2 separate regions of the Homo sapiens genome follow, and region 2 is linked to region 1. Evidence: chromatin contacts called from ENCODE Hi-C or POLR2A ChIA-PET data. All regions are on one chromosome and are shown on one strand. The core of a region is the stretch at or near the end of the contact, and the rest is flanking DNA. Distances in the headings are between cores, read along the strand shown. Region 1 holds the start of ATP8B2 (ATPase phospholipid transporting 8B2). Region 2 holds the start of RPS27 (ribosomal protein S27).

What was found. Hi-C counts contacts between places; a loop is a spot of excess contacts on that map. ChIA-PET counts read pairs that join two places held with the same protein, here RNA polymerase II (POLR2A). Pooled maps may share reads with other maps.
Region 2: a map of naive thymus-derived CD4-positive, alpha-beta T cell shows a loop between it and region 1 (4-fold over the local background). The contact joins the promoter of RPS27 here to the promoter of ATP8B2 in region 1. A Hi-C loop is called at or near these places in 2 of 168 maps with a recorded cell type or tissue (CD8-positive, alpha-beta T cell and naive thymus-derived CD4-positive, alpha-beta T cell), 1 of 37 single-sample maps with no recorded cell type and 14 of 50 pooled maps. POLR2A ChIA-PET finds 5 or more read pairs at or near these places in 12 of 52 experiments (AG04450, BJ, CD4-positive, alpha-beta memory T cell and 8 more).

The regions. Positions count from the first base shown.
Region 1 is chr1:154,322,694-154,327,977 of GRCh38, reverse strand. It overlaps ATP8B2 (ATPase phospholipid transporting 8B2), which reads right to left and starts at 2,453. Exons shown (of 28, transcript NM_001370597.1): 1 at 2,276-2,453. AQP10 (aquaporin 10) reads right to left here. Exons shown (of 6, transcript NM_080429.3): 3 at 4,859-4,996; 4 at 4,619-4,737; 5 at 4,172-4,389; 6 at 2,653-3,696. The coding sequence ends at 3,498. RefSeq lists enhancers at 1,113-1,292, 3,413-3,492 and silencers at 2,033-2,182, 2,233-2,462, 2,893-2,972.
Region 2 is chr1:153,986,728-153,992,011 of GRCh38, reverse strand. It overlaps RPS27 (ribosomal protein S27), which reads right to left and starts at 1,250. Exons shown (of 4, transcript NM_001030.6): 1 at 1,210-1,250; 2 at 789-897; 3 at 336-446. The coding sequence starts at 1,215. It also overlaps a transcript of RAB13 not described here. RefSeq lists enhancers at 332-1,312, 1,010-1,369, 326-1,525.

The sequences.
Region 1 (5,284 bases), core at 1,204-3,703:
GTCTCTCCTCTTACTGCCATGATGGGTTCCTGGGAAAGAGGGGACTTCCCCACCACCTCCCATCATGCCCCTGCCTTGGGTGACATGGGGGGCTGAGACTTTACAGAAGCCCATGCCTGTAGGGAAAGGAGAAGAGGCCAGATATTGAAAAAAGGGGAACAGCTCTCAAGGTATCCATCCCAGGGACAATGGAGGCTCTCATGTGTTCTGGCGGCAATGAGTAGTGCTTGTGCTTACTAGAAAGCAGTTTCCCCAAAGGGTGGGGTGGAGGGAACATGAGCCAGGAAACACCTGGCAGGGCATCAGGAAACAGGGTGGGCAGGCTCCACCCTTCTCGAAAGGCTTATAAGTTCCCTGCCATCCCCACCCCCCATTACTAGGGCTTCCATTATCACCTCCTCCAGGGGAGCTCACATTAGAGGCATGGCCCTCACTTTCTGCACAGACAGTCCCTAAACAGCTTCCCCTCAGCCTGGGTCAGCCACCCTTCTGGGCTGGCAGAGGGGTCTTCCCAACCCTGGTGGGGAGTTTGCCCCTCCCTCCCTCCCACCCCAAGCCTAGTCCAGTCAGTATGGCACAGGGTGCAGGCTTAGGGAGCACCAGTGAGACAAGCCTCTGCCTGCTTCCGCCTTCCCATGTCCTTTCTCCTAAAAGGTTCAAGGCCTGGCCTTACAAGGCAGAGCCTCATCCTTACTCCCCAGCCTGGCCCAAAGGAAACTGCCAGTCAGTCACCTCCTCTTTCCTTGTCTGGGTGGAAGGCCTTTCACCTCCTCATCCTCTTTGGTTCCCTCTGCCTTTAGCCTACCAGGCACACCCCACCAACCTGTCAGCCCCAAGAGATACTAATTGCCTGTCTGGCTAAGCTCTATAATTACAGATTCTGGCCACAACCCAGTCACCCACACCAGTTCTCCCTTCGCTAGCTCAGATCCCGCCCTTACACCAAGTCAGGCAATCCTGAAAGCCAGAAGTCCTTTTCATCCCTGACCTTCTCCAACTATGGCAGTCCAGGGTGCCTGGCTCAGGAAGAAAAACCTCATCCATATTTTAGAGATGCCAAGCCCTCCTCCAGGGCCCCCAGCCAGGGTCTCCACCCAGTCTGAGTATGAGTCACGGGAGGGTGGGGAGCACAGGGAGAGGTTAAAGGATGCAAGAGTGGGCATCACAAGTTCTACAGGCAGCCCCGCCCTTGGGGAGGAAGGGATCAAGAAACACTATCAGCCTAAACATCTGAGTTTGAGTCCCATGAAAGAGTTAATGTAGGAGCTGCACACGCCATCAGGAGTCAGGAGTCTGGATATGGACCAGGAAAGTTGTTCTACCTCTGAGACCCTGGGGAGACTGGAAGCAGGCTTGGCCCCAGACCTCATCCCCTCTGGGGGGGCCATCATTCCAAGGGGAAGAGAGGAGAGACCTGGGAACTGGGATCCCCTCTCACTTTTCCTTCTTAGTCTCACACAGCCTGGGTTTTCTGAGCAGGTCAGGCCCATCAGCCACGTTGCCCTGCCCCGTCACCCAGCCCCAGCCCCCTCTCGGCCACATTTGGGATAAAAATAGCCAGCCCCGGCAAGCAGGCAATGCTCCATGGAGGAAAACAGCTCCTCCTATAGGTCCGGTCCCTGCTCCCTTACAAGCAAGAGCCCCAAAGGCTGGCCACTTCTTTCAGAGGAGGATGGCAGGTCAGGGAAACAGGAGGAAATGGAACTCGAGACCTCCAGCTCACTGGCCACCAACACGAGCTCGGGCCACCTTCCCTCACCAAGGACAGAACTCAGGGCTCCCGGCACAGCTATCATCTCCCAGAGCTACTGCCCCTTCCTGACACCCTCAGTTTTCCTCAGGCATAGACCTCCACCTTACTGAGACAAAGCCTACCAGCCCAAACTCCCTTCTCCAGGCACCAAACCCTCGGGTCCCGGTTACTCCTCTCGCCCAACAACTCTCTGGGCGGGTCTCCCCTGGCCAAGGCTGCACGAGCTTCTCCTTGGCACTCGCGCCGCTCTCCTGCTCTCCACGCGCCCCTTCGGCACCCCATCCTCCCATCCTGTACGCAGACCCCCGCTCTGCCCCGTCCCCGGGAACCCGACAGCCCCTCGTCTCCAGTCGGCCGCCATCCCCGCCCCGTCTGGCCGCAGCTCCCAAATCTTGGCCCCCGGTGCTCCCCAGTCTACACCCGCTCCCCGGCCCCTCCAGCCCCGCGGCTGCGGCCGCATCTCCCTCTGCCCTCCTGGCCCCGCGCTCCCGGGCGCCCCCGCTTCGCCTCGCCTCGCCTCACCTCAGCGCTCAGCGCTCGGCGCCCGCCCCGGCGGCCCCGTACTGCCCATGCCGGGGGCTGGGGCGGGGGGCGCTCGGCTCGGCTCCCCACGGGCTCCCGCCCCCCCAGCTGCGGCCCCGCTCCCCCGGGGCCTCGGCCCGCTACTTTGTGTCAGTTTCGGCCACGGCGGGGCGGAAGTGACGGAGCCGGCGGCGGGGGCCGGGGGGCGGGAGGGGGTTTTGGGGAGGGGAGAAGGAGCGGGGAGGAGGGAGCAGCCATCTTTGTGCGGGGCAGTGGGAGGGTCTTAGCCCTTCCGAGCCTCGGCGTGGCTGGGCTGGGATGCCCCCACACGTACGTCCATCCGCATCTTAAAAGAAAAAACAATTCGGGAGGCTAGATCGCTCTGAGGGGGTATTTTTAATTCGGAAGAAGGGAATAGAGGAACACTGCCTTCTCTGCAAAACGAGCATCCTCTGCAGGGAGCGGCAGGAGAGCTGTAGAAGTGGTGAATAACCAGAATTTTCCCTGGCGCCAGGTTGCCCTCAGCCCGACTCTCGCTCCTCGGAGCCGCCCGCCCTCCGTTCCTTCACCCTCCCTCCTCGCCCTGGCTCATTTCACTGTATCTCAACTCTCCTTGAATGAACGACACAGCACCGAGATGTCTAGGAACGGTGCCTCAGTTTCACAGCCTTGCTCTCTGTCTCTGTGCCCCGCCGCCCTCCTTCCCTCCGCCCCCACCACGCCCCCTGGGTGGAGGCGGCTTCCCCACCCCTAACTACCCTCTTGGGGAGGCATCCCCGAGAGGGTGAAGGTGGGAGGCGCCGAGGCGATGAGAGCTAGGAGTCGGCAGTCGGGACAGGCTATGGAGGGCAGTCCCCAGGGTTGTGCCCTACACTGGATGGTGGCCCCCTCCACCCTGCAGATGCCCGCAGCCGTCCCCATCCAGCATCCAGGTGCGCACCCTCTAGCGGTTACCTCGAGCAACTACATTCCGAGAGGCCCTGAGGGTCAGAAAACCGCTTTGCGGGAGGAGGGGATGAGAAGCCTGAGTCCTGGTACCTTATCCTCCTCCACTTCTCCCTGTCCAGGATCCTTCTTAGTTTAGGAGGAAGGGATGCCAAACAGATAAACAGAGAAGCCTCCCAGGTTCTGGCACATTAACAAAGAGGAAGAATGACTGTTGTTCCCAGGCGGGGTCAGTGGCTGGCTCCAGGGTCCATGAGTGAAGTGAGGGTTGTCCTAATCATAGCTTACACTCCAGCATCTGAGCTGAGGCAGGAGTTTCCAACTCTGAGGCTTTGTGTTGAGCAGACACCAGATCCTGAGCTGGCTCTGGGCCCTCAGGGTGGTGCAGAGCCACCAACAGCTGGTAAGTGGCTGTGCCAACGGTGGCCCCCACCAGAGGGGCCACCACAGGCACCCACCACCAGCCATTACCAGCACTGCAAAAGAAGGACAGTGGGAAGGTATCAGGAGTGACTCCCTTAGCCTTCCCCTCTCCAAGGACGGGGGGCAGTAACAAGAGAGTGCCCTAAAGTTGTTCCCAGGGTGGTAGACACCAGGAAGAGGATTGCCTTGTCACCAAAGCATAGTATTTAGAAGAGGGAACCCCAGGAGAGCTTGGTCCAGCCTCTTGCCTTAGGGAATTATCTGAATATATTAATTTTGCTGATGAAGTCACTAATGTGCATGGAAGTAATGTGGCATGCCTAAGAACACAACCTCTAAATCTTACTGTTTCAGTGAAAAGTTGGGAGGGAAGCAAGGGAGAAAGGGGGAGAATATGACTTGGAGAAAGAACACTGTCCTAAGAAGCCAAGAGAGCTATTTTAAAGGCAGAGTGCTGTGGACCCAGGGACAGAGCCCTTAGCAGAGGAAGGTGAGTGGAGGCCAGCACCAGGAGAGTCTGTCTCCCACCTGAAGACTTCAGGACCCCAGCCAGCCACGTAGGTGAAGAGACGTGGGCCCAGGTCCCGGGCAGGGTTGAGTGGAATCCCGCAGTTGGCACCCATGGATAACCCGAGGGCCAGGATCAGCATCCCCACCACCACAGGCTCCAGACCCGCAGGGACTCCCTTGTTCCGTCTGTCCAGGATGGCCAAGAGCCCCACAATCAGCATCCCAGTGCCCAGAACCTTGGAGTCAACAGAGGCAGAGGGTTCCCTGTCAGCTGCCAGGTGCTCCATCTGCCCTCTCTCATCCAAATATTCCATGTCATCTGGCTTTGTGCAACACAGGCAGTTGGGGATGGTGGGGAGTGCCAAGATAGACCCAACCCACACTCCACCCAGAGACTGAACAATAGGCTGGGGTGCCGAGGAACAGGACCAAAGTAGTGTCCCCAGGTCTCCCCCTCACACTTACCTGATCCAGGAAGCCATTGTTCAGGGACAGATAGGGGGCAGGATAGGTGGCAAAAATGGAGGCTGTCTCCTTGGGGCCAGTCACTGTCAGGTTCCCACCTGTATAGTTCTGTAGGGCATCTGTGGAGGAAGGGAACACCCAGGATTTCCCTCTTTGCTCATTCATCCAAAACCATTCTGAGGCACCCCTGCCCACCCACAGGTGCTCTCAAGGCACAGCTCCCTCTGTTCCCTCTGTCACCATGGTAGAGAACATAGGTGGCTCCCGAAGCACAGAAAGCAGACAGCAACTGCACCAAGATGTAAATGGGGAGCTTGACCCAGGGGAGGCGTCCAACGATGCACATGGCCAGGGAGAAGGCTGGATTCAGGTGGGCCCCTTCAAGTATCAAGGAAAGAAAAAGAGCATCTATTAAGTGTCACTGCCAGGCATTGTCACCAGACAACACTACTGCTCCTTCCTATAGCTCTTAAGGCAGATAGTGTAATTCTCATCACACAGCTTAGGAAATTGAGGCTCCAGATGTTACAGATGTTAAGTGACTTAGCAAAGTCACACTGTGGGCCAGGCACAGTGGCTCACGCCTGTAATCCCAGCACTTTGGGAGGCCGAGGCAGTGGATCACTTGAGGTCAGGAATTCCAGACCAGCCTGGCCAACATGGTGA
Region 2 (5,284 bases), core at 1-2,500, 330 kb after region 1:
CCTCTCCCAAAAAAGCAGATGCATGATGATCCACCCACAGAAAGCTACATCTTTTTTCTCAACTCTTAGCTACCTGCGCATTTGTATCACTGGTTACTTCCTATCAACTTAAGCCCTTTTATCACCCATTTATCCCCGCTTTAGACAGTAGTGCTTTGAGATTAATACATAGCTTTTGGTAGTATCTAGTTAAAACAACCAAATCCAACACTTCTTGTCTAAAAATTTACATTATAGATGATCCCTGTCACTGTTAAGACCGAAAAATCCTAAGAAATGTTTCCATTTCTAAAAATCAAACTCAAAGCCCCAAATCACATTAGTAAACCATTTACCTTCTGTAAGCCTTGCTTTTCCTCCTGTAGGCTGGCAGAGGACAGTGGAGCAGCCAACACACAAAACTACCGTTTGTGCATGGCTAAAGACCGTGGTGATTTTATAGCATCCTGAAAGAAAAGCAGATAACATTTTTTTCCTCTATTACACCCGTCTTTCCTGCACTTATGCCCAACTCATCATCCATTACATTGTTTCCCAACACAAAAAAACGTAGGGGTTGTATGTGAAATGTGATGAGAGATCACGGTGAAATGAATCACTCCTCCTAAGATGCAAAACTTTGCCAGTCTCATACATTCAAATTTTAAGAGTATCAGGGAAAATATTTTCCACAGGCGAAGAAACTGAAGCTGCTGCACAGCTTCAAGGATACGAGACAGCTAACACTACAACATTTTCCAACTGTTGAGGTCCAGTGCTTTCCCCACTACAGCAAGCCGTCTCCTCACCTGGGCATTTCACATCCATGAAGTAGGAATTGGGGCTCTGCACCAGGCGTTTCTTCTTGTGTTTCCTCTTCTCCTCTTCTGGAGAGGGATGAAGGAGATCCTTTGCGAGCTAAGAGGGACAGAAATGCAGAGATTTAGAAACCAACAGCGAAAATGGGATGGTCGAAAATAGCCCCCACTGTCACACACCGGGGAGAGCTCGCCCCTCGCCGCCCCTGGTGTCTGCGCAGCTGGGCCGCCATCTTATCTCCTCTCCGCTCCCGTCTATGCGGGTGGCCCGTGGGCCGCTGCGGTCCCTGGAGTTAATGTCCTAAGAAGTGCAGAGGGTAAATGAGGACCCTCTACGATCCGAAATCAGCGTGAGGGGAGAGTTCGGACAGAACAGCGAGATCTCCGCCGAAACCTGGACCAAAGCACTCACAGGCATGTTCTCGTGTGCGTAGGTCGTCACCGCCGGAAAGGAGCGAAAGCGGAAATCCTGCCCCTTATATAGAGCACACTACAGGAAATGACGCAAGGATCTTGTGCCACCATGTTTGGAACGTCTTACTTTGATCCGCCGCAGTGGGGAGACAAGGGAGCTGCCATTTTCGGAAGGTCTTTAACTGTTAGTTGTGACACATATGCGTCACCATGTTGAGAGGGTTACCTTGCTAATTTGAGGTCAGCGTTTGATCACTATCCAGGGATAAATGGACACTTTTAAAATTTTGTGCCATACCTTGACAGTTGGAGCCTAATAAATAGGAAAGGTTGAGGAAAACACCAGGGAGAAGGAGCCATATCCAGGACTTCCGTCCTATTTTTTAAATACCTATATTCTTAACTCTTTTTCTATTGGTTTAATTTAACAGTTTAGGCCGGGCGCAGTGGCTCATGCCTGTAATCCCAGCACTTAGGGAGGCCAAGGCGGGTGGATCACCTGAGGTCAGCAGTTCAAGACCAGCCTGGCCAACATAGTGAAACCCCGTCTCTACTAAAAATACGAAAATTAGCCAGGCGTGGTGGCGTGTGCCTGTAATCCCAGCTACTCTGGAGGCTGAGGCAGGAGAATCGCATGAACCTGGGAGGCGGAAGTACAGTGAGCCGAGATCCACTCCAGCCTGGGTGACAGAACAAGACTCTGTCTTAAATAAATAAATAAACAGGGGAGACATGGTTTGGTCAGTGAAAAGAAATAGGGAAGACTCAAGGAGATAATGAGAGGTGAGAGAATGGACAAAAAGAGATTGAATAGTTTAGCTTGAGAAGGGACAAGCATGGACACGGAAGGTGATGGGGATAAGTGAAAGATGCCTTCTTTTTTTTTATTTTTATTTTTATTTTTTTTTTAGACACAGTTTTGCTCTTGTTGCCCAGGCTGTAGTGTGATGGCGCCATCTCGGCTCACCACAACCTCCGCCTCCCGCGTTCAAGCGATTCTCCTGCCTCAGCCTCCCGAGTAGCTGGGATTACAGGCATGCGGCACCATGCCCGGCTAATTTTGTATTTTTAGTAGAGACGGGGTTTCACCATGTTGGCCAAGCTGGTATTGAACTCCCGACCTCACGTGATCCACCTGCCTCGGTCTCCCAAAGTGCTGAGAATACAGGCGTGAGACACCGCGTCCGGCCTTTAATTTTTTATAGGCAGCCAGAATAGGCTCGAGAGAGACTCCCTTGAATAATTTTTTCTTGCCCGGGCGCCGTGGCTCACGCCTGTAATCCCAGCACTTTGGGAGGCCGAGGCGGGTGGATCACGAGGTTAGGAGATCGAGACCATCCTGGCTAGCACGGTGAAACCCCGCCTCTACTAAAAATACAAAAAATTAGCCGGGCGCGGTGGCGGGCGCCTGTAGTCCCAGCTACTCGGGAGGCTGAGACAGGAGAATGGCGTGAACCCGGGAGGCGGAGCTTGCAGTGAGCGGAGATCGCGCCGCTGCACTGCAGCCTGGGCGACAGAGCGAGACTCCGTCTCAAATAATAATAATAATAATAATAATAATTTTTTCTTTGCCGGTCGCGGTGGCTCAGGCCTGTAATCCCAGCACTTTGGGAGGCTGAGGCGGGCGGATCACGTGACGTCGGGAGTTCGAGACCAGCGTGGCCAACATGGTGAAACCCCGTCTCGACTAAAAAAAAAAAAAAAAAAAAAAAATTTAGCTGGGCGTCGTGGCAGGCGCCTGTAATCCCAGCTACTCGGGAAGCTGAGGCTGGAGAATCGCTTGAACCCAAGAGGCGGAGGTTGCAGTGACCAGAGATTGAGCCATTGCACTTCTGCCTGGGTGACGAGCAAAACTTTGTCTCAAAAAATAAAATAAAAGTAAAAACAAAGGTTGGGCGCAGTGGCTCACGCCTGTAATCCCAGGCCTTTGGGAGGCAGAGGTGGGTGGATCACCTGAGGTCGGGAGTTCGAGAGCAGCCTGACCAACATGGAGAAAGCTCGTCTCTACTAAAAATACAAAATTAGCAGGGGGTAGTGCGGGTGTCTGTAATTTCAGCTACTCGCGAGGCTGAGGCAGGAGAATCGCTTGAACCAGGGAGGCGGAAGCTGCGGTTAGCCCAGATCACACCATTGCACCCCAGCCTACGCAACAAGAGCGAAACTCCACCTCAAAATAAACAATAAAAATTAAAAAAATAAAAATAAAAATAGGCCGGGCGCGGTGGCTTACGCCTGTAAACCCAGCACTTTGGGAGGCCAAGGCGGGCAGATCACGAGGTCAGGAGATCAAAACCATCCTGGCTAACACGGTGAAACCCCGTCTCTCCCTAAAATACAAAAAATTAGCCGGGTGGTGGCGGGCGCCTGTAGTCCCAGCTACTCAGGAGGCTGAGGCGGGAGAATGGCGTGAACCCAGGAGGCGGAGCTTGCAGTGAACCGAGATCGCGCCACTGCACCCCAGCCTAGGTCGACAGAGCAAGACTCCGTCTCAAAAAAAAAAAAAAAATAGGGCCAGGCGTGGTGGCTCACGACTGTAATCCCAGCACTTTGGGAGGCCGAGGCGGGCGGATCAGAAGGTCAAGAGATCGAGACCATCTGGCCAACATGGTGAAACCCCATCTCTACTAAAAATACAAAAATTAGCTGGGCGTGGTGTCGGGCACCTGTAATCCCAGAGGATTACAGGTACTCCAGAGGCTGAGGCACAAGAATCGCTTGAATTCGGGAGGCGGAGGTTGCAGTGAGCCGAGATTGCGCCACTGCACTCCAGCCTGGCGACAGAGCAAGACTCTGTCTCAAAAAAATTAATTAATTAATTAAAAAATAAATAAAAAATTTTTTTGAAACAGGATCTTACTCTATCACCGAGGCTGGAGAGCAGTGGCATCATAATCGTGGCTCACTACAGCCTTGGACTCTTGGGCTCAAGTGTTCTGCCCACTTCTGTCCCCCAAGTAGCTGCGGCTGGGACTACAGGCCACACCACCATGTATGGCTAATTTTTTTTTTTTTTTTTTTTTTTTTTTGTCGAAGCAGTCTCACTATGTTGCCCAAGCTGGTCTTGAACTCCTGGGCTTAAGGGATCCTCTCACGTTGGCCTCCCAAAGTGCTGGGATTACAAGTGTGAGCCACCGCAACAGGTCTTAGATAATATTTTCTTTCTTTCGTGTTTCGTATTTTTTTCCACCCCCAGCACACATATAGCAAGAATAATTTTTTTCTAAAGGCAGAGATAAACTTGTTTCTCTTTTACTCTCTTTCTTTCTTTCTTTTTTTTTTTTTTTTGAGACGGAGTCTGGCTCTGTCGCCCAAGCTGGAGTGCAGTGGCGCAATCTCGGCTCACTGCAAGCTCTGCCTCCCGGGTTCACGCCATTCTCCTGCCTCAGCCTCCCAAGTGGCTAGGACTACAGTCGCCTGCCACCACGCCCGGCTAATTTTGTGTGTGTGTGTGTATTTTTAGTAGAGATGGGGTTTCACCATGTTAGCCAGGATGGTCTCGATCTCCTGACCTCGTGATCCGCCCGCCTCGGCCTCCCAAAGTGCTGGGATTACAGGCGTGAGCCACCGCGCCCGGCAAACTTGTTTCTTTATACCCGTGCTGTTCATATTTCAGCTTCCTGGTTACCAAGGCTACACATTCATGGCCTATTGAGTGAGATTTCAGGAGTACTGCACCTTAAGTGGGCCATATTAAAAGATTCACGTAAAGAATGACATTTTTAGTTCAAATCTCTGTTTTCCTAAGCTATTTGGTCAGAGAAATCACACATGGGTCCCCATAAGAGAGATCGTTCCAACTGAAGCCCCAGGATGTGTCTAGGTAGGCTGTGTGTGTTGGGGTGGTGGGGCCGATTCTGTATAACTAATTTACGTTTTCACCCTGTTCCACCAGGGGGCAGACTGACTCAACAAATAACCTACTTCTGCGCATCCCGCTTTTTTCAAAGTGAATTGGGACCCATAGAACTAAGGGCTTGGACAACTAACAGTAAAATTCTAGGACTGCCTTTTACTCAGCCCCAGAAACCGATGATAACTCATCTTCTAGCTTCGTTGAATAGCATCTCCAAAAC